3 separate regions of the Mus musculus genome follow, and regions 1 and 3 are each linked to region 2. The links are chromatin loops, found by intact Hi-C in ENCODE. Cell type or tissue: left cerebral cortex. All regions are shown on one strand.

Evidence for each region. Peaks named below come from ENCODE experiments on the same cell type or tissue, not always from the same donor. Only the 100,000 strongest peaks of a DNase experiment are listed, where the experiment ranks them.
Region 1: a loop joins it to region 2, with 12 times the contacts of the local background. A loop is called at or near these places in 3 of 42 quality-filtered maps.
Region 3: it touches region 2 in a loop (8-fold over the local background); 2 of 42 quality-filtered maps call a loop at or near these places.

The regions. Positions count from the first base shown.
Region 1 is chr6:110,134,159-110,142,158 of GRCm38, reverse strand. No RefSeq gene overlaps it. Among named protein-coding and RNA genes, the nearest start is that of Gm35467, 400 kb to the right of the region's middle. In left cerebral cortex, no CTCF peak of the experiment used is centred here; DNase peaks (open chromatin) are centred at 2,602 and 4,734.
Region 2 is chr6:110,534,756-110,542,755 of GRCm38, reverse strand. No RefSeq gene overlaps it. Among named protein-coding and RNA genes, the nearest start is that of Gm20387, 110 kb to the left of the region's middle. In left cerebral cortex, no CTCF peak of the experiment used is centred here; DNase peaks (open chromatin) are centred at 3,109, 3,210, 3,685 and 3,876; H3K27ac peaks cover 306 bases.
Region 3 is chr6:109,148,133-109,156,132 of GRCm38, reverse strand. No RefSeq gene overlaps it. Among named protein-coding and RNA genes, the nearest start is that of Gm6749, 270 kb to the right of the region's middle. In left cerebral cortex, CTCF peaks have their summits at 5,348 (motif pointing left) and 6,896 (motif pointing left); DNase peaks (open chromatin) are centred at 5,333 and 6,856; H3K4me3 peaks cover 740 bases; H3K27ac peaks cover 808 bases.

The DNA.
Region 1 (8,000 bases), 400 kb after region 2:
CAACTTGGGCTACGAAATGAGACTAAAGTCAGTCAGGGCTAAGTACAAGAGTCTATTTCAAAATCAACAAATGTCTAAACAACTGAACAATGATAACAGCAACTTACATACAAAAAAAAAAAAAAAAAAAAAGACAGACTGAAAAGCAACATTGCCCTATCAAGTTGGTAGCATTATTATATCTAAAAGCATCTTTTATTATATGAAGGAATATATATTTCTCAATTTAAAAAAATACATTATAAATAAATATTTATATTGAACATCTTATAGAATATGTTCTGTGGATTATCCTTAGGAAATAATAAATATGCGATCTCCTGTAGTATTAAATCTAGTTTCTGGCAGAACAATGCTCCAAGTAATTGGTTCTCTGTGTGTGTTCAAACAGATGAGTCCCCTTGTTGTGTCATACTTAACCATCTGCCTTTTATATTATTGTGAGGTTGTAGCTTAACAATCAGGCAGGTAAAAGCACCTCTGAATTTTAATTTGTTCCTCTTCTTGGTGCAAACATGGATAAAAACATCAAATATGTCACTGTTGCCTCAGAAAGATACACAGAGACTAGCATTATACTCAGCATGAGACAGGATATTAAGTGAATCTTCAGTGGGAGTCTATATGTACTATTTCTTTAAGAAATAAAATATTTTTTGTGCATGAAAGCAAAGAATCCATGCATGTTTTGAGGCACTCTATTTCCATAATTATAAATAAACTTTCCAAATGCATTACCTCTATTTATGCTAAAGTTGTGTGGTCCTCTCACTATTATTTATAAATGGACAAAACTGCTTGAAAAATTATTGTTCTTGTAAAAAATGGTGCATTTACACAAGCAGGCATTGAAAGGACAAAGAAGAAAAGCCATGAATTGTTTCTGATACAGTACCAATTAAGGGGAATAGTGTCTATTACAACATGAGAATATCTGTTCAGCTCCCTGTTCCTAGGCAATCTCACAATCCCTGTGGCTTCCTCTTGGTGGAGGGGTCACAACCTCCCACTACAGAAGGGGGTGAAGGAGAGCTACTGAGCTGTACATCCAACAGAGTTACAAGACTGTGAGGATGGGAAACACTGCCAAGGAAAGTAAAACAGGGAAGGAAGAGCAGAAGAAAGATAAGAGTGAGGAGTCCTCCCAATATCATGTTCACATCTTCACTTTCTTTTTTCCTAAAGCCTTTTACATTTCACATTTTCCTTTACCATGAAGAAAGATGATAAATAACAAACAGAATATAGACAACTACATAAATAGGTGGCAGAACGGGTAACATATGTACTTATAACAAAATCATTTTAATAGGTTAATGCATAATTACATTTTCTGTTGCTAACTAAATATTTAAATCTGTGGTTTTACCAATAATAATCATTTAAAAAGAGTTTATTTCCTAACCATTCTGGATAATGAAACTCCAAGGTAAGGTTGTGTAGTTTCACTGCACAGCCTTTGATGAGGGTCCTCCCATCTGCATTTTACCTTCATCAAAGACATCGTGACAGGGATACAAGGAAGAAGGGAGGATCTCACAGTGAGATGACAAGGCAGAGACTATGGAGGAACTGGTTCCCTCTTTGATGACAACTTGTACTTGAAAGATCTGATGTTAGAAGAGAAGCTTTAATCCCTTTAAACATCACTACCTACAAAGGCTTAATTTTTCCAGCTAAGCTGTTTCACTCTTAATGTTCCTATATCATCAATACCTCTACACCAAAGACCGGGCTTCAACCACACAGACTGCAGACAAATCATTCAAATCTTACCACTGCCCTGAGCAGTTTCCATTTAAAGATTTTCTTGGATTTTCTTAAATTTTTTCTATTATTTTTCCTAATAATCATGCCTTTGTCACTTTTCACATACCTATATGTATCTATACCCTTTCCAATATATTTTATCAAAACAAAGAGCTGTCTGATCTCAATGTGTCACTCTCAGTATTTTAAGGTCCTTTATTACACCCCTAAGTTTCAACCCCATAATTCAATTCTAGATCAGTCATTAATATAGTAACATAAGATAGTATATGATTGTGTGAGCGCATCTATTTCTCAGCTATTCTTAACTAAACTTGCATGGACACTGGACTTCATAAGCTACTGAAATTTGAGAAAATTTTGTAAAGTTACTAACTTTTCTTTCCTGACCCTGTATTTTATCTAATTTATTCACTAATTGTATACCTATTTAAAGAGAATTAACATTTTATTTTTCAGAATTGGAAGGTTTTATAGTAATATTGATGATAACCAAGTATGGCTCTCTCCCTGTGAGTCCACAGAACAGAGGTTGAAGTGCAGCCTTTTGATTCTGTGCTTCAGTCACCCAGAAGACAATGGGTTATGATGCTGCAAACCTGAACAGGCCCTTGAAGGTAAGTGATGCCAGGGATGGGTTCTTCATTCAATCTGCAGTGGCTGCACCGCTCTAATATTGTTCTGGCCATACCCAGTATGTTTTCAGTTGAATCCCAGATATCCTTTTTTTTCCCAGTCTCTCAAAGAGCCAAAGCAGGACTTGCTTTCTGTTTTAAGCCAATTCCTGACAGAGTCCTTAGTGTTTCTCAATTCCGGTTACTCATGCTTCTGTGGAAGTGTATCCAGTGACTCATGTTCATGACAGGATGTCACTTGGAGATTAGATTGTAAGTGGCTGTGACATCTAACTTACCCACTCATTTGTGTTCTGTCACTGCTCATGTTTTTAGATGTGAGCTCTCATGTAGTGTGTTGCCCCTTGGAGAGGTAAACAGACTAAAGAACTTTTTCCAGAAGTCTGCAAGGAGCAGAGTCCTCCCAGTAAAGATAGCAGAAAATCAATTTCATCTGGCTAAAAGAGGTTTTACATGATGGGTATGCTGATATTACAAAATCCAAGAGCACCTGGAATTTGCAACATTTTAGTAAGGGATACACAACTGTGTAGAAAAGTTCTTCACAAACATTGGTTGAGATGAGCTCATTATATAAAGAAAGGGAAAATTTGGTGCACCATCCATTGGTATAGTGCTGACCATAGTCATGTGACCTGAAGGAGTTTCAATGCTTCAGTTAAATAAGGTAATAGAAACTGGAACTCCCAGTCCCCAGTGAAAACCCACTCACTACTGGCTTGTATTATTAGGATACCAAAATAAATATCTAGATTCCCTTAACTGTGGTTTGATTATGGCTTAGTGGCCTGAATATACAAGGAGCCTGTATCTACGCAGTCCTTAATTTTCATGGTTTCCTTGATGCCAACTCCATTCACAACAATAATTAATCTAAAAGTACCAAATAGTCAAAGTTCAATAATGGAGAGGGCTTCTCTTTCCAGAAATAGCTTTAGCTATTCTAGAGGTGTAGTCTCAAGTCATCCTGTTCTTAATTCCATAAGGAGTCAGGCAGCCAGACAAGGAGCAGACAGCTTTGCCACAATGGAGAGTGTTATTAATTCTTACTATTTAATGTCATGTTTATTTTAAATGATTGAGATTTTTCAAAATTTTAGTGTAAATGGCTTAATAAGTTAACAGACTTATAAATCAATTCAAGGAAAAAAAAAAGGATGCAATGTTAAATGCACCACAATATCACTTAGTGGCGGCTTTAAAACTCTGATTTAACACATTAGAAGAAATGATTATATAGTGAGATATGGAAATCATTGTTGCAATTTAGGCCACATTAATCTTCTGTATCTGAAAACAAAGTGTGTATCAATGCAGACAATAAACACTCTTTATGTATCGATTGTCACTTGGAATAAGCAGTAATATTCCACTAACATGTCTCAATACCTTATATAGCTCACTTAGAGCAGCAAGCATCTTGTTTCTCTATGCCCTCTTCTCTAGTAAAGGCAAGCTTCCAAAATATCTACAGTAAAAAATATTTAGGCAATAGTGGGTTCAAATTAGGAGAGTGATTCCATGCTTAACATTACCAAAGTACTTTGTCATTGTGTTTCATTCTGAATGAATTTTGTCAGCCATTAATAAAGCTCTATGTAATAATTACTCATTAATTGTTATAGAACCTATATCAATTAGGCAAGGAAGTATTTTATTCTTCTCTGAGTTATATGATTTAGATTTCATGTAAAGTCTCTAAGTCAGACATAATTCTGGTATACTGATGAATACTGAGACAGAGTATGACACTTAATGAATGATTAAGACTTGACTCTAAGTCCCTTTGTACCTCAGAGTAAATGTTTCTTCCCTTTTGTGTTTGGTGACATATATGTGTGACTAATAGATTCAATAGTGTAAATTTTCTAGTCCTAAACTCAGAGGCACAAATGGAGAAACTCAGCCTGGTGAAGGTCTTGGGTAATTCTTCAGTTGCCACTAGAGAGTTATGGCAGGTATATTTTACCTCCCCTATTCCATGTCATCAAAAGCTGAAAAATGTACAACCAGGAGGCAGTTGTCCCAGTTTTGGAAATGTTAAGCTTTAAGAGTGGGAGGAAATAATGTTTCTTAACAAAGCATGAATTCAGGAGAAGCAAGCCACACACAACAAATGGGCACCGACCTCCAGTATGTGGTTAGGCTTCATTTGTTTGAGTTTTCTAAAAGTCTGAATCAAAGAAGAATTATGTTCTGTTTGCAGGGAGTGATGGGAGGCATGTGCCTTAATTTGCTAACTCACGACTCCAGTACAGTGACGTTGTCATTGTTATCATTATCTGTACACAGGCACAGAGGCTGAGGCTGTGTCTGTGCATAGGAGACAGGCGTGGGTGAGAACAGTTTCCCCAGACATCGAAGCTCTCCAGCCCAGCTGCATCTCTTTAAGCTCTGCCCACATAATGCTTTGGTAAAGCACAGAACTAAAAGACTTTTCCTTTGAAAGAAGATAATGAATTATGTCAGAAGTTGTGAATTAAGGCACTGTGTAACAAAGCCAAACCCGGCACTGCACAGAGTTTGGTATAGATTAGGAAAGAATGAAGCCTTGATTACACCTTCTGTTTTCTTTCAACCACCACTCATGGATTTTTTTTTTTTTTTTCGTCTCCATTGCTTTCTTCAGTTGTTCCTGGAAGTTGATTTGAATTAAGCATTAATAAGCCTGACAGCCAGGCATAATAACTTATTGCTTTAATGTGTTCTTTATATTCAGAGTTTTATTTTCTTTGAAGGGTGGCAAGTGTTAAATAGAAAAAAAAATGGTTCCATTAGGTAATATTCATTTTTTCTAGGAAACGTTAGAAATATTTTTCCAGTTGTCAGAATAAACATTTCCAATATTACTATTCTTAAGAACACTGAATGTACTCTGAGAAAACCCCACTAAAATAAAATAAATGCACAACCTTTATATTGTTTTAAACCATTTTATGTTATTTTACACAATCACATTAAGAACACTACAGGCAATAGATTATCATAAGGAAATTTATGTGTGTAATTTGGTATCTTAAAACAAGTGCATACATATTGTATTCTTAATTTATCTTATGTCAATATTTTATGTGCTGGGGATAGCTAAGGGAATTTCCACGCTCTATAATCTGATATCTAATTAAATAAAAACAGATAATAGATGTGCATTTAACTTCTTGATAACTTAAAAGATTTGGAAAAATATAGTTTTAAATATTGAATATACTATTACAAAACACTCTAATGGGAAATGTCATTTCAGTTTGACTTCTTAAGGAAAATGCCATTGAGTTATAACTTGCAGACTTCCTAAGACCATTACCTTCCTATATTAAGTCTAAATAAATTATATAGAATATTTGTCTGGCATCACCTTAGAAGAGGCAAGGTTCATTAACAAGTGTCCTCACTCTTGAGATCATTGTCTTCTAGCAAATGTCCTCATTCTAGGCCCGATCCACCATTTACTGGTACCATGGACTGGTGACTAACTCTGTAAGACAGGACTTCTTGGGAATGCTTATTAAAGTCAAAATAGCATATTGTTAAATGAAATTATACTTTATCAATGTGGTAGGAGGAAAAATAATTTGTTTCTGTGCATAGTAGAGTGTAAACTGATAGTGGTATTAGGGATCAAAACAGAAACAAATATTGAAAACAAATAAGGAAAAAAAACCCAGAAAATAAATTAACTTTGTACGAAAAGTAGGGAATCTGTAAAGACATAAAAGACCAAGCAGGGATTCAGTGGGCTCTGAGGGCTGAAAATCACGTTGTTGAAGGAAGTAGACTCTCCACAAAAATCTTTGTCTTTGTTAGATACACCAGGAATAATAGTCAAGGCTGTCAGGCTCTATGGGAATGCTCTTTCAATATTGACTTTAAGAGAATTCTGAATCTTCTACTTCCCAGAATTGCTTTTCGGCTCTTACAAATGTCCTTGTCTGTGCTTGCTTACAAACCACTGAGTTAGGAAGTGCCATAGAACTATTTCCTGGATGTAATGAAATGGTTTGTGGAAGGTTTTTAGAAGAGTACCAAGAGAATAGATAGACATGATCCCATTCAAGATTCTTGGCTAGACTTTAAGAACACAGCAGATTTAGAGTAGTTGATGAAGGTGCATTGAAGTTAAACATGAAGTCTTACACTTTTGCAACAGAATAGAGGTTGTTCTTGAAGCATGCATCTTATCAGATTCAGGTAAAGAAAGGAAATCTCTAGAATTGTTACCACAATCCTAGAAATATTTCTGATATGAAGAAACAATACAAATATAGATATAGCTTTGGGATCTCCAGGTGAGCAATTTGTTTGTTCACTGGCTTCAGGTATCAGTAGAATCATGATACTCTTAGGCAAGAAGACATCCTGAACTTCTTTTCAATCCTGAAAGCCATAGGTGGGGCTTAATTTGACCTTGGGTGTATTTTCTACTCCTTGCCATACAAGTCAAACCAGGTCTTGCATAAGACATTCAGTGCTCAACATCTCTTTTACAAAGCAATGACAATTACACCATAGCACACATCTGGAAATTGGCTTTTGACATCTTATCTCATTAATAACATAATTTTCTTAATGGGGATTTACATTTGGCTAACAAGAATGAGCACTTGTAATTCTCCTGTGTCAGAGACCATCCCGTGAGAAAGTGAGCCCTTCACAATCTCCCTAACAGGCCAAAGGACCTTGTGCTAAGAGCTGGTTGCCACCTCCTTCCTCCTTATTCCGTTCCTAACACCTAAGGCTGTAAAATTTGAATAACAGTCCCCTCTTCCCTATCTCTTCCCATGACATCCAAGGACATGAGCTGCGCCTGAGCCCAGCTTGATACCCAAGGCTGTGAAGGAGGATCAATATTCCGGAGATAAGATGCAAAGTACCTGCTGCTTGGCGCCTGACTTCAGCCCCCCATGTCAGCAATTGCCCATTTCTTTGTTCTTTGTATAATTCTCCCTCGACCCCTCCCATATTCCCTGCTATGTATTCTTTAAAAAGAAGGCACCTCAGCACCATAAACAAGACCTCCATAAGTATCCTTCCTGGTCTCCTATTCCTCTTTCTTTTGCTCCCATCTCCTTCCAGGTTTGCGGTGCCCCTCGCACCCACGAATAACTGAATCCCGCGGGACAGGATACTACTGTTATTTAGTTACTATCAATTATTCTTCAATGCTTGATTTTATGTGACAACTTCAATAGAGTAGCCCATGGTCTGATACCTTGTAGAACTACCTATTGGAGGTTTAAATATAACAAAAATAAAGGAGAGACATGCACCTCTTTCCTCTCATGACCACACAAATCAGAGCCTTCATAGACACATAAGTCATAGGCCTTCAACTGGGTTTAGAAATTGGCCAACTTGTTTGACTTTGATTTAGTCTTTCAGAGTCATTCAGGAGGATTCCATGATAATTTTTCCTACTTCTGCTTACAGATGGCAGGTTGTATGTTTTCTCTGCCTTTATAACAATATGGTAAGCTTTCATAATAAATCTCATGTTATCTTCCTATTGGCTCTTTACCTCTGGAAAAGGAATGTCACTTTCTCTCTTATCTGTGGAAGTGTCCTATTTTTTTTTTTTTCTTTTTCGAGACAGGGTTT
Region 2 (8,000 bases):
CAATAAAAAGGCAACACATTCATTGAAGATGGTGGGAGAATTTTGAGCTTCAAAGTTCACCCATTAGTAACACAGCTGCCCTAGCAAAATATGCTACTAATGCAGGACCATGTGCTCCAACTTGTGAACCTATAGGAGGCAAACTCATTGTCAACAAGTGAATAAAAAGCCAAACTCATCCATCAGCAGGAGAGCATATTTCATCAAAAGAGTTGATCTATAGGACATGGATAGGACCAATTAGTACTTTCTGCTATGTTAAAGAAGGAAGTCTGGAAATGTCACTTATAGTTTGATTCCAAATGGGAAAATTTTGGAAAGATAAAAACCTCTTTAGAGTGTCTACAGCTATACCCACAAAAATGTCTCTAGCTGCAAAAAGATCAGGGTAAAGAAAGAAAGGTCAATCCATAGAATATAGAAGTTTTAGGGTGGTCAAACCAATCATTAAAATGATAGCTCCAAGACTCCATGTATTACTCCAATCTTATGCACTACACAAAAAAAAAAAGGGTGGCCACCAGTTTAAGTTACAGGCCCCTATTTAATAAATGAACATCAATTCTCATTTATCTACATTACAAATGTACCACAATCAGCCTGAATAACTAGAAGGGAATGATGGGGACCCTATATATTCTGTTCAGTTTCTGGTCTTAACTAAAATGTACACTAAATATAATTTCTATTAATTTACAAAATGATCAAATGAATTATAATTTTTTTAAATCTTAACTTTTTTATTACGTATTTTCCTCAATTACATTTCCAATGCTAGCCAAAAAGTCCCCCATATGCCCTCCCCCCCTACTCCCCTACCCACCCATTCCCACTTTTTGGCCCTGGCATTCCCCTGTACTGGGGCATATAAACTTTGTGTGTCCAATGGGCCTCTCTTTCCAGTGATGGCCAACTAGGCTATCTTTTGATACATATACAGCTAGAGTCAAGAGCTCCGGGGTACTGGTTAGTTCATAATGTTGTTGCACCTGCAGGGTTGCAGATCTCTTTAGCTCCTTGGATATTTTCTCTAGCTCCTCCATTGGGGGCCCTGTGATCCATCCAATAGCTGACTGTGAGCATCCACGTATGTGTTTGCTAGGTCCTGGCCTAGTCTCACAAGAGACAGCTATATCAGGGTCCTTTCAGCAAACGCTTGCTAGTGTATGCAATGGTGTCATCGTTTGGAGGCTAATTATGGGATGGATCCCTGGATATGGCAGTCTCTATATGGTCCATCCTTTTGTCTCAGCTCCAAACTTTGTCTCTGTTACACTTTCCATGGGTGATTGTTTCCAGTTCTAAGAAGGGTCAACGTGTCCACACTTTGGTCTTCATTCTTCTTCAGTTCCCAGATGCCCCTCAACAGAGGAATGGATACAAAAAAATGTGATACATTTACACAATGGAGTACTACTCAACTATTAAGAAGAATGAATCTATGAAATTCCTAGGCAAATGGTTGGACATTGGGGGCATCATCCTGAGTGAGGTAACACAATCACAAAAGAACTCAAATGATATGTACTCACTGATAAGTGGATATTATCCCAGAAACTTAGTATACCCGAGATATAAGATACAATTTGCAAAACACATGAAACTGAGGAAGAATTATAATTTTTGTGTTGTTTTGGATTGAAAGTCATATTAAATACTACTTTGGAGGTGCAATGTGGGGAAAAGCTGTCTATACAAAGAACAATGCAATGTAAACTGAGTGAATGACAGGAAGAGAGAGAGAGAGAGAGAGAGAGAGAGAGAGAGAGAGAGAGAGAGAGAGAGAGAGAGAGAGAGAGAAATGGAATCTCTCATCTTTTCTGGCTTCTGGAGAACAACTTAGCTTGGACTCAGGTCTATGCAAAACCTTTCATTTATAGTCCATGAAACCAATTTAGGCTGATCTGGTCTTTCTGCTACTTGATGGATTTACAGAGATTGATAGTGTGATTCTATTTATAGGGTATGGTTAAAAAATCATACACTATTTTTCAAGTGTGGAAGGGAACAATTTTCAAACAACACTGATAACAGAACCTGCAGAAATTCAGTTAAAGATAATGAAACACACTCTTAGGTGAGCAACGTTTTTAGTCTGGGTAATAGAAGTCCAAGATATCAACAGAATTTCCTCAGGAGCAACATCTGAATGGATTCAGACAACAACTGTCATATAAAGTGTATCTCATATATAAGTATGGAAGGAGAAAGTCTCTCATACTTAATGGCAAACTTCTCTATTTAATGAGCATCTTTTGAAGTGGATTTGTTTGTTTGTTTTAAACTCAGATGTTTGATGAAGACAAAACTTGAACATCACTATGTTTAAAACCTGGATAAGTCCTAGTGTAGGAATGAGCTCTGCTCACCTCCAAGAAAAACTTAAAAAAGAATAACCGCCAAGCAGAATTCAAGCACATGGAAATAATATAGAAATGGATTTATTAGAACTTTATACCAGATAAATTGACTGGGTCAGAATGGCCTGGTAACTTTTCCCACAGTAACAATCAGCATATGCTAAGGTAGGAAGGAGATAGACATCTGACAGAGCAATTTCTATGTTGTAATATAGCAAACAATAGGAGGTAGCATGCCTATACAGAGTATGTTACTAGGTCTATATATACAGTGTGTGTAGACGTGTACTTGATAGCAAAGGTCAAATGACACTTATTTTAGAAATTCCCCCTTTTCCCCCTTGCAGCAGAATGCTGGTCTTAGGAAGATAATCTCAGGGCACCTTTTAAAGTCACTGGTATATATATATTCTTTTATATTATGGAAAAAGCATGTAAGTGAGCAGTACTCCTGGAAGTCATTGAAGGATCTCACTGATGTCTAGCCACTTCTGATAATATGTCATCAGTTATCACAGATAGACACTTTCATCTTAATACTCCAACCACAAAAAGCCAAGAGGTCATCTTGGTCTGGTCAGAATCCAGGGTAGCATTTCCTATGGGTATGTATAGGTGGGCATACATACCACGTGTATTCAGCATATGCATGCATGTGTATGGTGCTGAGGATTGAATTTAGACTCTCACACATGCTACGTAAGTACTTTACAACTGACCTACATTCACAGGCCTGTTTATTTTACTTAATTTTTGAGTTTCTTTTGAGAAAGGGTCTCAGGAAGTTCCTCATCCTGAATTTATGATTCCCCCTTTCATAATTCTCAGGAGAAGTTATAATGACAGCACAGCCCTACCAGCAATGACTTCTAAGCTTTCTTGAAGTCACCATTTCTTGCCAAGTATTTCTTCTACTCAACTTGTGGCAATTTATTTATTACTTGTTTTTCAGACTCCTTCCTTTCTGACTTCCTGACGTTTTCAATTTCTGCTGGAAGACTGACATATGTCTGTGATAATGTAGCCATAGTGATGACACGTATAATAGTCTTTTATTGTTCTATCACACTGTACTTCTTAAAGACTTTGGAATATTGTAGTCCATTTTAGGAACTATGCATCACTTAAGGTTTAAAAAAATAATAACTGACTTCTCAAAGGTGACCTAAGGATGTCTGACTCAAATAACTGTCTTTTTAGCAGGTACATGGGCAATTCTGCCAACTGGGATTCCTGCTGCTAATGTGGTTTCCCATATTGTTGTGTGGGAAGCCATCGTGACATCAGCCCCTACACCACCGTTCAAATAGCAGCTCTCACACACACCTACTCTCTACAGATCATCACGGACAGCTTCCTTCTCTCCTATTTGTATAAAAAAGGGAAGCAGATGAACTGTGTTATTTGAGGGGGTGGAGATAAAAATTTACCAGCTATTTCTTGCAACACAGAAACCATGGAAAAGGTTTCCAGAAAGATTTGAAGCAGAAATGAACACTCTTGGACTCAGATCTTGCCTAAGCTGCTCTTCAGGCATGTCTTCCCTTCCATTTCTGAGTTCTGGCAAACGTGTCAAGGAAAGATGATTAATCCAGTTTCTGAAGAAGTGTTTGCAGTAATGAGAAACATGGAATGTGATTTGTGTGAGCATATTGAAGTGGGTTTGTGTGTGTGTGTCAACAGCATTGAAGATAAAGCTAAGTAAAGACAGTTAAAGATTTACTTGCTTTTTAATTAGTTATATTTAAGGATGGAAGTAGTTTGGAAAGTACAGAGCCTTCAGAGCATAGCTTTTGGTAGGCAGAGTTGGTTGAAAGCTTCTAGCAGAATCTGTTACTCAATGAACATCTTTGAATGGTTTTGAGCATGCTTGTTTACCATATGCCTAACAAACACTGCATTCTACTGTTAATTTCTCAACAAAACCTTGGCTTTTTACATAATCATTTGCAAGTTAAGATGGCCTTAAGAGTCCTATAAAATAACTGAAACGGTAACTTCTATTAATGACTACTAGTACAGGACACTGTTCACGTGTGTGCATTTACAATAATTTCTTTTTCTTTCTTTTAATTTTAATTAATTAATTTATTTGTTTTTTTGTTTTTCAAGACAGGGTTTCTCTTTGTAGCCCTGGCTGTCCTGGAACTCACTCTGTAGACCAGACTGGCTTTGAACTCAGAAATCCGACTACCTCCGCCTCGCAAATGCTGGGATTAAAGGCACGTGCCACCACTGCCTGGCTCTTTTTCTTTTAAAGACAGGTACTGTACTTCTCAATAGGTGAGCATGATGTCAGGTATTATTCAAAACAAAATATCTAAATAGAGAAATGGGCTCATGTCATAACTGAATGATGCACAGGTCGGCTCTCTCAAGGGAAACAGATACAGCCAGGGTGGGCATAAGTAAACCTAGACAAATCATAAGTAGGTATTGGGTGGGGAAAAGAACTAAAGCCCTGAGGGCCAGCAGAAAGAATGGAAACAGGCAACCTCCTGAGGTAAGAGGTTGGTGGTTCCCTCCAAAGTGTACCAGAAGCCTGGGAAGTGAGAGACTCTCAGGACTCAAAGGGAGAGACCTTAGACGAAATGCCCTACATTGGGGAGAGGGAACTTGTAGAGCCCACCTCCAGCAAAAAGACAGGGCATCAAGTGAGGGATGGGGTTTCCATTCCACTGTCAAAACTCAGACCCATAATTGTTCCGTCTGAAAGAATTATAGGGTTGGAAATGGAGAAGAGCCTGAGGAAAAGAAGTTCCAGTGGCCCAAAGTGGGATCCAGCTCAAGGGGAGGCCGCAAGGTCTGACACTATTACTGAGGCTATGGAGCGCTCACCTATCACGACTGCATTCCAAAAGACCCAACAAGCAGCTGAAAGAGTCAGATGCAGACATTTGCACCCAACCAATGGACAGAAGCTGCTGACCCCTGAAGTTGAATTAAGGAAAAACTGGAAGAAGCTGAGGAGGAGGGCGACACTGTAGGATGACCAGCAGTCTCAATTAACCTGGACCCCCCAAGATCTCTCAAACACTGGACCACCAATCAGGCAGCATACACCAGCTGATATGAGCCCCCCAACACATATACAGCAGAGGACTGCTAAGTCTGGGTTTAGTCAGAGAAAATACACCTAAACCTCAAGATACTGGAGGTCCAAGGAAGTTTAGAGGTCTGGTGGATGTGCAATAGTCGGAGGGTGTACTAGGAGAGGAATAAAATCTGGAATTTAAAATAAGTAAATATATAAATACAATTTTCAAAATCAAAGTTGAATGTCTTAAAAACTGTTTTTGAAAAGTTTCACGTGAGCAAAATTACATTTGGACAAATAAAAAATGGTGTGTGTGCTATTTATAGTACCTCCAGAATGTTTGTACTGTCTTAAAACTTGTGTGTTTTATGTATTCATCCCTCTATCCCCCGAAAGCCCTGTCAGCCAATGCCTGCTTTACTTCCTCAATAGTGTGAGATATTTTATTTAGCCAAATGACGAATCTCTTCTGGATAAAGGGGAAAACTAGTTTCTAGATTTTAAATGGAAGGTTAGTTTTGAATTGTTTTAAGTAGCCCAGGCTAAACTTGGAACTCATGGTCTTACAGCCTCATCCTCCTGAGTTCTGGTATTACAGATTTGTACCACCATACCCAGTTGGGAATTTTCATTTCAGAGATTTTTTTTCTTGTTTCAAGTGTCATATTGATATGTTCATTGCACTTTGAGCAATTTAGACAGTTTATTTTAAATTTGTGTGGTTCAGTTCATAAAAATCTAGCTGCAGCCTGATTAGGATTGAGGTGTCCAGCACACACACATAGGATTTTTTTCTCACATGAAGAATCTAGATTTTTGCTATAGCTGTCCTCACTCATAATCAGTGACACTAAGCTTATTGTATAATTCATAGACAGTAGAAATAGTTCTTAACAGAACCATCTATATTGATTAAGTATCCATCTAGTGAGTTATATCGAATTGCCCCAGTATGTGATAAGGCAAATCACATGATATGCAGAACAGACATAGAATATACTGGTTTGTTCTTATAGATTTCAGCAGATGGCACAGAACAGGCCCCATGTATAAGACCAACTCTTGATACATCATGTATCACACAGTTTTACCAGAAAATTACTAACTCTATGTACTCAAAATGTACCTAAGACAGGTGTGATGGAGTGAACAGGGTCAAAAGAGATGACTCAGTGGCTAAGAACACATACCGTTCATTCTTGCAAACATCTGAGTTCATTTTTTAGCACCTATGTTGAATATCTAACAAATGCCTATACCTCCAGTTCCAAGGATTTCTGAGCCCTCTGGTTTCTGTGGTAACTTGAATATACTTATTTGAGCCTGTGTGTGGCTCAAATAGAGATGCATAAGGAACAGGTAAGACTCATTTGCTTATCTGTGCTATGCCTATCAGCTCTGGGGTAGAAGCATTTGGGCTAAGACCTAGTTACTCCAGTTATTGGCTGAGTTAGTCACATAATGTTATTGTGTATGTACTTTCTGATCTGGACAATGGGAAATATACTACTACCCTCTTAAGGATGCATATGGCTTCATTTCTGATGAGATATAAGGCATGGAAGGTTCTAGAAATCACAGCCATCTCCATTATCTTATTCTCTTAAGTATAAACACTACATTCATGAATATATGGCCTACAATGGAGTTTTCTTTGTAATTCTTTTAGTCTTTCAGGAAGCCTACTGTACTCCATTGTGTTCTTTCTTCTCCATAACGAAAGCCTGAAAGATATTGCTATATACACCTAAATTTCATAGATCTAAATTATGTGTTTTTCCAAGGACCATGCTTAGGGTTTTAACTGTATAACATCCAGTAAAATCCATGAGAAAGAACTGAGTGTCTAAGTAATAAAATATATATATATACCTATAAAGGAATGAACAAGATATATTCCTCAGTACTGATTGGCCCAAGGTTCTCTATGAAGATCAGTTAAATTTTTATATTAACGGTCATGAAGAACATTCTTCATTGGAAAGGCTAAATCAACACTACAACAAGAAATGTAGATACATCGTTTACTGTTTTGAGAAGAATTCTTATGGAACCAACAATGGAGACTGTTTTCAGCCCAAAATGATTTTTGCACAAAAATGTAAAATAAACACACAGTCAATACAATATAATACAATACAATACAGTACAATACAATACAATATTTATGCCTGTAAAATACAAATTAGATACACGGTCATCGTTAACCAATGATGGTTACCTGCAAAGAGAAATGGGGAAAAAAAAACCTCGTCAATCTGTGTTTGTATATGGTGTGCATAGATTTACCGGCCACAAAAAATTATATTTAATTGATATGCATGATTATTTTCCCTGTGCTTTAAGAATATCGTATTCAGATGCAACAGAGACAAGGCAGACAACACGTATCCACATAAAAACAAGGACAGGAGTTTGGCTTTTTTTGTTTGCTTCTTTTAATGGAACCATGGGTTATATTCCAAAGCTGCCTATAACTATGTGTGATGTGAAGGAAATTAAACACTGGCACAGAGAAATACTACTGTATTGAATAGTAAGTAGATAAATAGTGCATATGTGTATATTCTGTCTTAAAGGAACCAGTTCACTTATTTAATTTC
Region 3 (8,000 bases), 1.4 Mb after region 2:
CCTTAAGATTTATTATAAATAAATGACATATGCAATTATGAAGGAGGAGAAACCCATCTGCTACTCTGAAAATCAGTGGTGTAATTCAGCTTAGGTCAAGAGGCATAATAGTACAAATTCCAGTGTCTGGGTAAAAGGAGATGGGCTGTCTCATCCGTAAGAATGAAAGGAGATGCATGGCCCCTTTCACCAGCTTTCATTATGCCCATCTGGGCCTTCAATAGATTAGGTAAAACCTACTCACCTGGGAGGACAATCTACTCTACTGACAGAGCTGGTTAAAATGCTAAAGTCAAACATAATCTCTCTCCTCCCCCACCTCTCTCTCTGTCAAGCACACACACACACACACACACACACACACACACACACACACACACAAACAAACACACACACACACACACACACACCAATGAACCTGGAAATTCTATAACCCAGTCAAGACAATATGTATGTAAAATTAAGTATCAAAGCACTCACTTTTTCTGAACACCCTAACCTCAAGCAAGCCATGCCCCTATACAAGCCCATGCCTCCACACAAACTATAAATGATTTTCCACTGAAAGAGTCCTTCTCCTCCTTATAGGCTCAGCTCAACATACAGCCTCTGTCTCTATAAATCAGTGTATATATCTGGATTAAAGTTTGTGGAGGCATAACAGAATTAGTAATATCACAATATTATATTATGTATATAGTTAGCAACTTAGCAATATCATGTTATGTGTACCATAATTAATAATAATAAGATCATATCTGCTCATCTCTACCATGTTATTAACTCTAAAGAGACAGAAACTAACACCTAACATAGAACAGATATTCAGCAAATGTAATTGACCGAAATTAGAGTCCAAGCAGAGGAATAGATCAAGTCATAAGAGCAATATTTTAACAAGAAGGCATAAGATTTGAAAATATATAAATACATTCATTAGAGCATGATCATGGAATAAATATATCCATATAGATATTCATATGTTAGGGTTAGGCCTGGTGAAATAATCAGACAGACAGAGTGAGAATATCACTGATGAGCATACTCGTGCTCACTGTTGGCTTACAGCATAGCAGATGGTGGATCTTCCTGTCCCTCATAATTGCACAACTAACTAACTTATTCATCATGCACCTTGAGATGGGTGGGGGGTGTATCACGGCTTCTATCATCCCTATCAAAAGTAGTTCCAGCTTTACAGACTACAATTGTAACTGTCTGCAGAGCATTGAGTAAGCAGTGTTACCTAAAATAATCCAATCCTTAATGATATATGGAACATCATTCTGTATGTTTTAACTTAAAATATACATTATTTACCCCTTCTATTTCTTCCCTCTTCTCTGTCCCATGACCTCATTGTTCCCTCTCAAAATAATGGCCTCTTTTTCTTTAATTATTATTATTACATGTATACAAATGCATACATATACAAATACACCATGCTCACTCCATTTAGTGTCACATATATGCGTGTCTCATATATATATGTGTATATATATATGTGTGTGTGTGTGTGTGTGTGTGTGTGTGTGTGTGTGTATGATTTCATGGAACACCACTGTCAGGGGATAGGATTCTAATTAAGACTCAACTATAGAAGAGGTTGTGATTGATTAGTAATGTCTAACAAAGGAGATGTATGGGCAAAGATTGCCCTGTGCCAAAACTTCAGTATACACTTGGGAAGAAGATAATACAACACCAGGAAGACATTCTCTAATTTTATAATGCACATAAGGACATTGGTACTCTGAAAGATAAAACGCTTTTCTCAGAGGAACTGGAAAAAACAGGGACAGAATATAGATTCCAATTCATGTGTCTTTGATACTTTGAAAGGTAAAATGCTTTTGTCTCAGGAACTGGAAAAAAAAAGAGACAGAATACAGATTCCAATTTATTTGCCTTTATCTAAACCTTTGCTCTTGACCACAAGTCTATAAGGAGCATCCTGGACGACTGTGCCTTTCCCGTTAACAGACCTTCACCTGGCACTGACGGCTCTCACTCCCAGGCATCCTTGAGGCTCATTCATTTCTCATCTCCATAGCTGGAACTGTTTGGGTCTGACAAAAAGACATAATGTCTCTAATCAATGTCCTCAATGGCCTCAAAGGCCCAACGTTTGTCATTTACTGAGCCTCTCCCTTTGAGCCTCTTTATGTGTCATTTGGCTCCAGCCCTTCCTTTCAGCCTTCTTGATGTATTCATGTGTGCCGGAAAGACTCACGAGTCACAGGAAGACAAGCCCAGCTGTGTGCCAGAGATAATTATTTCAGAATAATTAAAATAGGCTATGGGCTGCTAAAGTAAACACCAAAACGTGGTTGTGCGCTTTCTTATCTACCTAGCCCATTCTTAAGAAACTGCTTGCTAGAATTTGGGCCTCGCAGCCCTAGTGAGCTAATCACACCTCCTCAGCAGCCTGAGTAAGTAAGTAAGCATCATCTCTGTGTAGAAACCTTCCTAGAGCACAAGAGAAAAGACGTTGTTGTGAAATCAGATTACCCCAAGGTGACTGGATACACCCTTCCCTACCAGTGAGATCCTTCTAAAACAGATACCAAACATATGGAACTAACTGGAGTGCCACCAGCTAACAGTGCGAGGAGAAAGCAGAGACAGAGGGAATGGAAGAGCTGCCCATCCTCCCTTGTCCTCACGCTTGTGTTCTGTGGCCTATTTTATGTATCTTGCGTCATCTATGTCCCCCTCTATCAGATCTGGTCCTCTGCAGCAGCATCTGAGATGGGGATTCTTGTGCAAGTATTTTATGCAATATCAAATATTCTCAGAGATAAGAGGGAGAGTCTGCAGTCCAGGGGAAAGATTCAAATACATCCTAGGTTACTCTCTGTCTAAAGCCAAGAAGTGCTCAAAAAGTGTAAAGTATAGCATAACTTGGACCATGAAGAACTGGAGAGGGTTACTCTGCAGTTGTCAGTCATGGCCGGTGACAATTCCTGTGTTTGTGAATGGAGGGCACTGCCATAGGACAAGGACAATCAGGAAAGAAGGACTAGTTATAAGCCATTGGCACCAGCACCCACAGCAGCTGGGATAGGGGAGAAGGAGAGCCCCGCAAGGTAATTAGATCTACACAGAGCATCCAGAGCACCTGCTAAGCTCTTTAAATTGTCTTATGGTATCTGACAGAGAATCCACAGCCTGCAAGAGATCTCAAAGTAGAGCTCCAAATGGCCCTATGTCCCTCCCCCAAATAACCATGGCTTACGTAGGCCCACTAAAGTGGTTTTAAAAATATGCATGTGTGAAATCAACAAGAGCAAGGATGCAGGTTTCATCTGATTCACTTCAGAGTACATGATCCTCTTGACCTCAGAAGTCTCTTCTGATTTCCTGAAGCATCCAAGTACTCACGTGGGCTCTGCCATGAAATCCTTCCTGATAACTGTTAGTGAGAATGAAGCGCTCCCTCTCAACCCGGCACACTCCTCAGAGACCTATCTGGGGGCAAGGGAAGTATGCAAACTACTATTCCACATCTGCGAAAGGGAGTAGTTGTTTTTCTCTTTGACGGTTGGAAGATCAGGAGGACGATGACGGAAGCTCACATTTCCTGGGCTTGCTGTGTGCCAGTTGTCATTCTCAATGTTGACATCCACATTCTCGTTTACTTTTCAAGATAACACTGTGAGGTAAGAATAGCTGCCCCCATTTTCTCACATAAGAATAATGCAATGCTGAGGAGCTGAGGAGCTATCACAGGACTGGAAGTGGGAGAACCCGGATCTCAGGAAAGCCTGACTCCTGTGTACTCACTGTTAAGTGGATATTAGCCCAAAAGCTCCAAACACCCAAGGTACAATTCACAGACCACATGAAGCTCAAGAAGAAGGAAGACCAAAGTGTAGGTGCTTTGGTCCTTCTTAGAAGGAGAACAAAATACTCACAGGAGCAAATATGGAGATAAAGTATGGAGCAGAGACTGAAGGAAAGGCCATCCAAAGACTGTCCCATGTGGGGATTCATCCCATATACAGTCTTCAAACCCAGACACTATTGTGGATGTCAAGAACTGTATGCTGACAGGAGCCTGATACAGCTGTCTCCTGATAGGCCCTTCCAGAGTCTTACAAATACAGAGGCAGGTGCTCGAAGTGTGGGGTCCCCAATAGAGGAGTTAGAGATAGGACTCTAGATCTGAAGGGGTTTGTAACCCCATAGGAAGAACAGCAATATCAACCAACCAGCCCCGTCCCCAGAGCTCCCAGGGAATAAACCATCAACCAAGGAGTACACATGGCTCCAGCTGCATATGTAGCAGAGGATGGCCTTGTCATGCATCAATGGGAAGAGAGGTCCTTGGTCCTATGAAGACTCAATAGATGCCCCAGTGTAGGGGAATCTGGGGTGGGGAGGTGGGAAGGTGGGAGTGGTTATGGGGGTGGAGTAACACCTTCATAGAAGCGGGGTGTGGGGGAGAGAATGGGATATGCAGTTTCCAGGAGGCGGGGAAACCAGGAAACATTTGAAGTGTAAATAAAGAAGCTATCCAACGAAAGAGAAAGAGAGAGAGAGAGAGAGAGAGAGAGAGAGAGAGAGAGAGAGAGAGAGACTCCAGAAACCACAGAAACATCAGAGGAAACCATGTAAACTCCAGGGATAATGCAGCAATGTTCAGTCTCCGAAGCAGCAATGAAGACATGTAGGACAACAGGTACTTCTTAATGCTCTGATTTCTGTCTTACTAGTGACATAGGCCGAATCCCGCAGAACATAAGTTCCACTGAGATAAATGAATGTGAAAGTGTCTAGTTTGGCTCCCAGCACCCAGTAGGTACTCAGTTACTGTTCATATAATGCCTGTGGAATAAAGGATGTTATTTTACCACCCTCTTTCTCAAGATATTACTGGAGGAAACAGAACTCTACAATATCAGTGAACGGATTCCAAAATTACTAAACCAAACTGGATGGATGTTAGAGAGAGGGAAGCGGCGCAATTAAGATGAAAGAGCGTGGGAAAGGTGGAGAGGGAAAAAAGAAAAGTGAGACAAAAACAGAGAGAGGAGAGAAGCCAGGTTTCTACTGCTAGGATGCGCTGGCACCCGCAGTCAGCTGGATGCCTCTAATACATGGCACGATTTGATTTGAAAGCATCAAATGTAGTTCGCATCCGTAATTAGATTTCCTATGCATGCCCAGATCTAAAAGGGGAAATGTTCACCTGAACTGGAAGGGCATTGAATGAGAATGCACATTCATTTTCCCCTGCTTCTGCAAGCCCCTTGCTTTTTGCCAGTCCCCTGCTTTTTCCATAAATTCTCTCTTCCACAAGGTTCTCCCTCTCCTTCGATCCTTTGACACCACAGCGCCACCTAGCGTTCCTATATGTACATGGGTGACGCATGCTAGACTGGAGCCTGAGGGAGATTTTAACATCACTAGTATGCTACAGGGGGACCATTCATCAGTCCGGTGACAACCCTAGCTAAAGCGAAATTGCCACTCAGCATTTCAAATTGCAGGCTCTCTCTTCTCCTCTACAGGATGCCTGGCTCTTCCTCCACCCCAAAGCGCTTTCTCACAAGAATAAATGGGTAATTCAAGGAGAAGTAAAGTCTCCCAGGAAATTAGACATGGTGGCGGGGCAGCGACAGATTTTCTTACACTTCGACTAAAACGATGTGTGGCTAAAAGGAAAAAAGTCTCAATAGCGTTAGTGACTCCTGGAAGTGACCCTGAAGGGGATGTGCCTTCCTTTTTTAAGATCACACAGAAGGCAACTGTTGGAGATTGAAAGACTGTAGTTGGCCTCAGGCCCAAAATTCATGCCAATCATTACACACGCGAACGCGCGCGCGCGCGCACACACACACACACACACACAGAGAGAGAGAGAGAGAGAGAGAGAGAGAGAGAGAGAGAGAGAGAGAGAGAGAGAGAAGAGTTATCTGGATGCACAGTGCTTGCTGTGGGGAAGTATATCGGTCTTCAGTCACACAGGCCAGGTCTGATCACTTCTCAGACAGCAGCCCATGGACACCCCAAAACACATTTTTCCACTGTGTCCTGGTGGACCAGACTGAATCTTCAGTCTAATCTTGGAAATGGTACTTGTCCCTGTACTATCCCATCCTCTCAGCTCAGGCCTACCTTCTTCATTCTGCTCTGCAATGCAAGGCTGGAAATCAGCAATTTTCCAGGTGCATTTTTGACTGGCCTCTACATGGTTGGACCTTCACTGGAAGATGTTGGAGGTACTGTGAAAGAACACACACATGTGCACACATGCATGCACACACAGTATCATGGAAACACATAAACAGAGGCACACACACACTCACACGCACATGCAAACACATAGGCATGCACACACAGTGGGATTTCTAAGTGGGCTAAATACCTGATATAAGACAATTCCCAGAGTCTGAACACTAGCCAGCCAGCAGCAACCTTCAATCCCACACCCAGTGCAGGAATTTCTATACCTAGATTTTGCTCCTAAAGACCTGAGTGCTTCTCGGGTTCCTTACCTGGGCTGCTTCAATACTCACCCCTATGTTCCAGCTTTACAACACTGAGTAACCAGAACTCTGGTATTAATACACTCAGCTGGATAGTTCTAGCATGACTTTAGACCCTTGACTTTGTATTGTAAATGCTAACACTGATAGCCAAGAGTACAAAAAGCTGAAATGGCTTTTAAGAGACCAAGAACTTCTTTATAAGTACTACCTGTTCCACGATGGCACCAAACTCAGTTAAGAGCAGGCAGCCAAGCAGGCAGGGGGTTACATCTTAACTATGGCTAGAGAAGACTCGTGGGTTAAGAGTGCTTGTTGCTCTTGCAGATATACTGGATTCAGCTCCTAGGACTACATAGCGCTGACTCCAGTTTCAGACGATCCAACTCCCTCTTCTGGCTTCCATGGATACTGCACGTGCATGGTATACAGACAGACACACAGGCAGGCAAAACAGCCGTAGAATAAATAAATCTAAAAAGACAGTTTGAGAAACCTTATTTTGTCTGCTATCTATAGAGCCCTGGATAAGCTACATAGTCATCCGTCTTCGTTTTCTCATCTATGATATGTAGACACCCATAACTCTGAGTTTATAGAGTTATGGGGAGTAGATGGTACACTTTTTAAGGACTTGTGCAGATCGTGATATACAGTTAATGGCAGGGCTGTGGACCCTGAGAGTCAGCCTGGTAAGGCCAAGCAAAAGGCTTGAAGCCCCAGAGACCCTGAAGGAACGGTAGAAGCTTTGTCTGCTCCCAGCACCAGGCACCTGTCAAGTAGCTACACATATTCCCTTAAATTTGTGGCCATCAGTCACTCAAGGGCAATGGCCCAAGCCCTGCCACGGATAAATGAGGCATCCCTAACATCTCAGACAAGACAATAGGAAAAGAGACTTGACCTGTGGTCACATAGACTCAAGACAGAGTTCTCCCTGTTAATGAGGTGTCTAGAGGGCCCGGGGGGCATAGCCAATAAGCTTTCTTTCGCAAACATTCCTCCCTGCAAAAGGTATATAATCTCAGGTGCACCCTGAGAACTGGGGTGTGGTTTTAAGCATTCACTTTCCACCATGACATGAACTGGCTCTTTTCATTGAGATCTGCCGTGGGGAGCCATGGAGAAGGCCTTTGCCTACAGAACCACAGTCTAGACTCCTGTAGAAGGCCTCTCTGCACTCCCAGTCGCAACCACCACTAAGTCTGCCAGCATCAAGCCAAGGACTTTCCCTGCTGGAACTAGCTAGAGCTCCCCTTTCTCTGGCCCCAGCCCGGGGACCTCCTAGCCAGCTCTGGCTTCCCCATACCTCAGACTTCACACTCTGCTTTCCCATCCCTGGGCTTCCCTACAGCCCCACACCCGCCCCAGTGGAGGCATGGGATAAGTGCAGTCAAACTCCTTGGGTTCTGCCTCCCCGAGTGGCTGTTCACACCAGTGGAGCAGATTCAGACCCACCAACCCTACAGTTAACCTTACATAATGAATATTTACTATTTCGTTGAT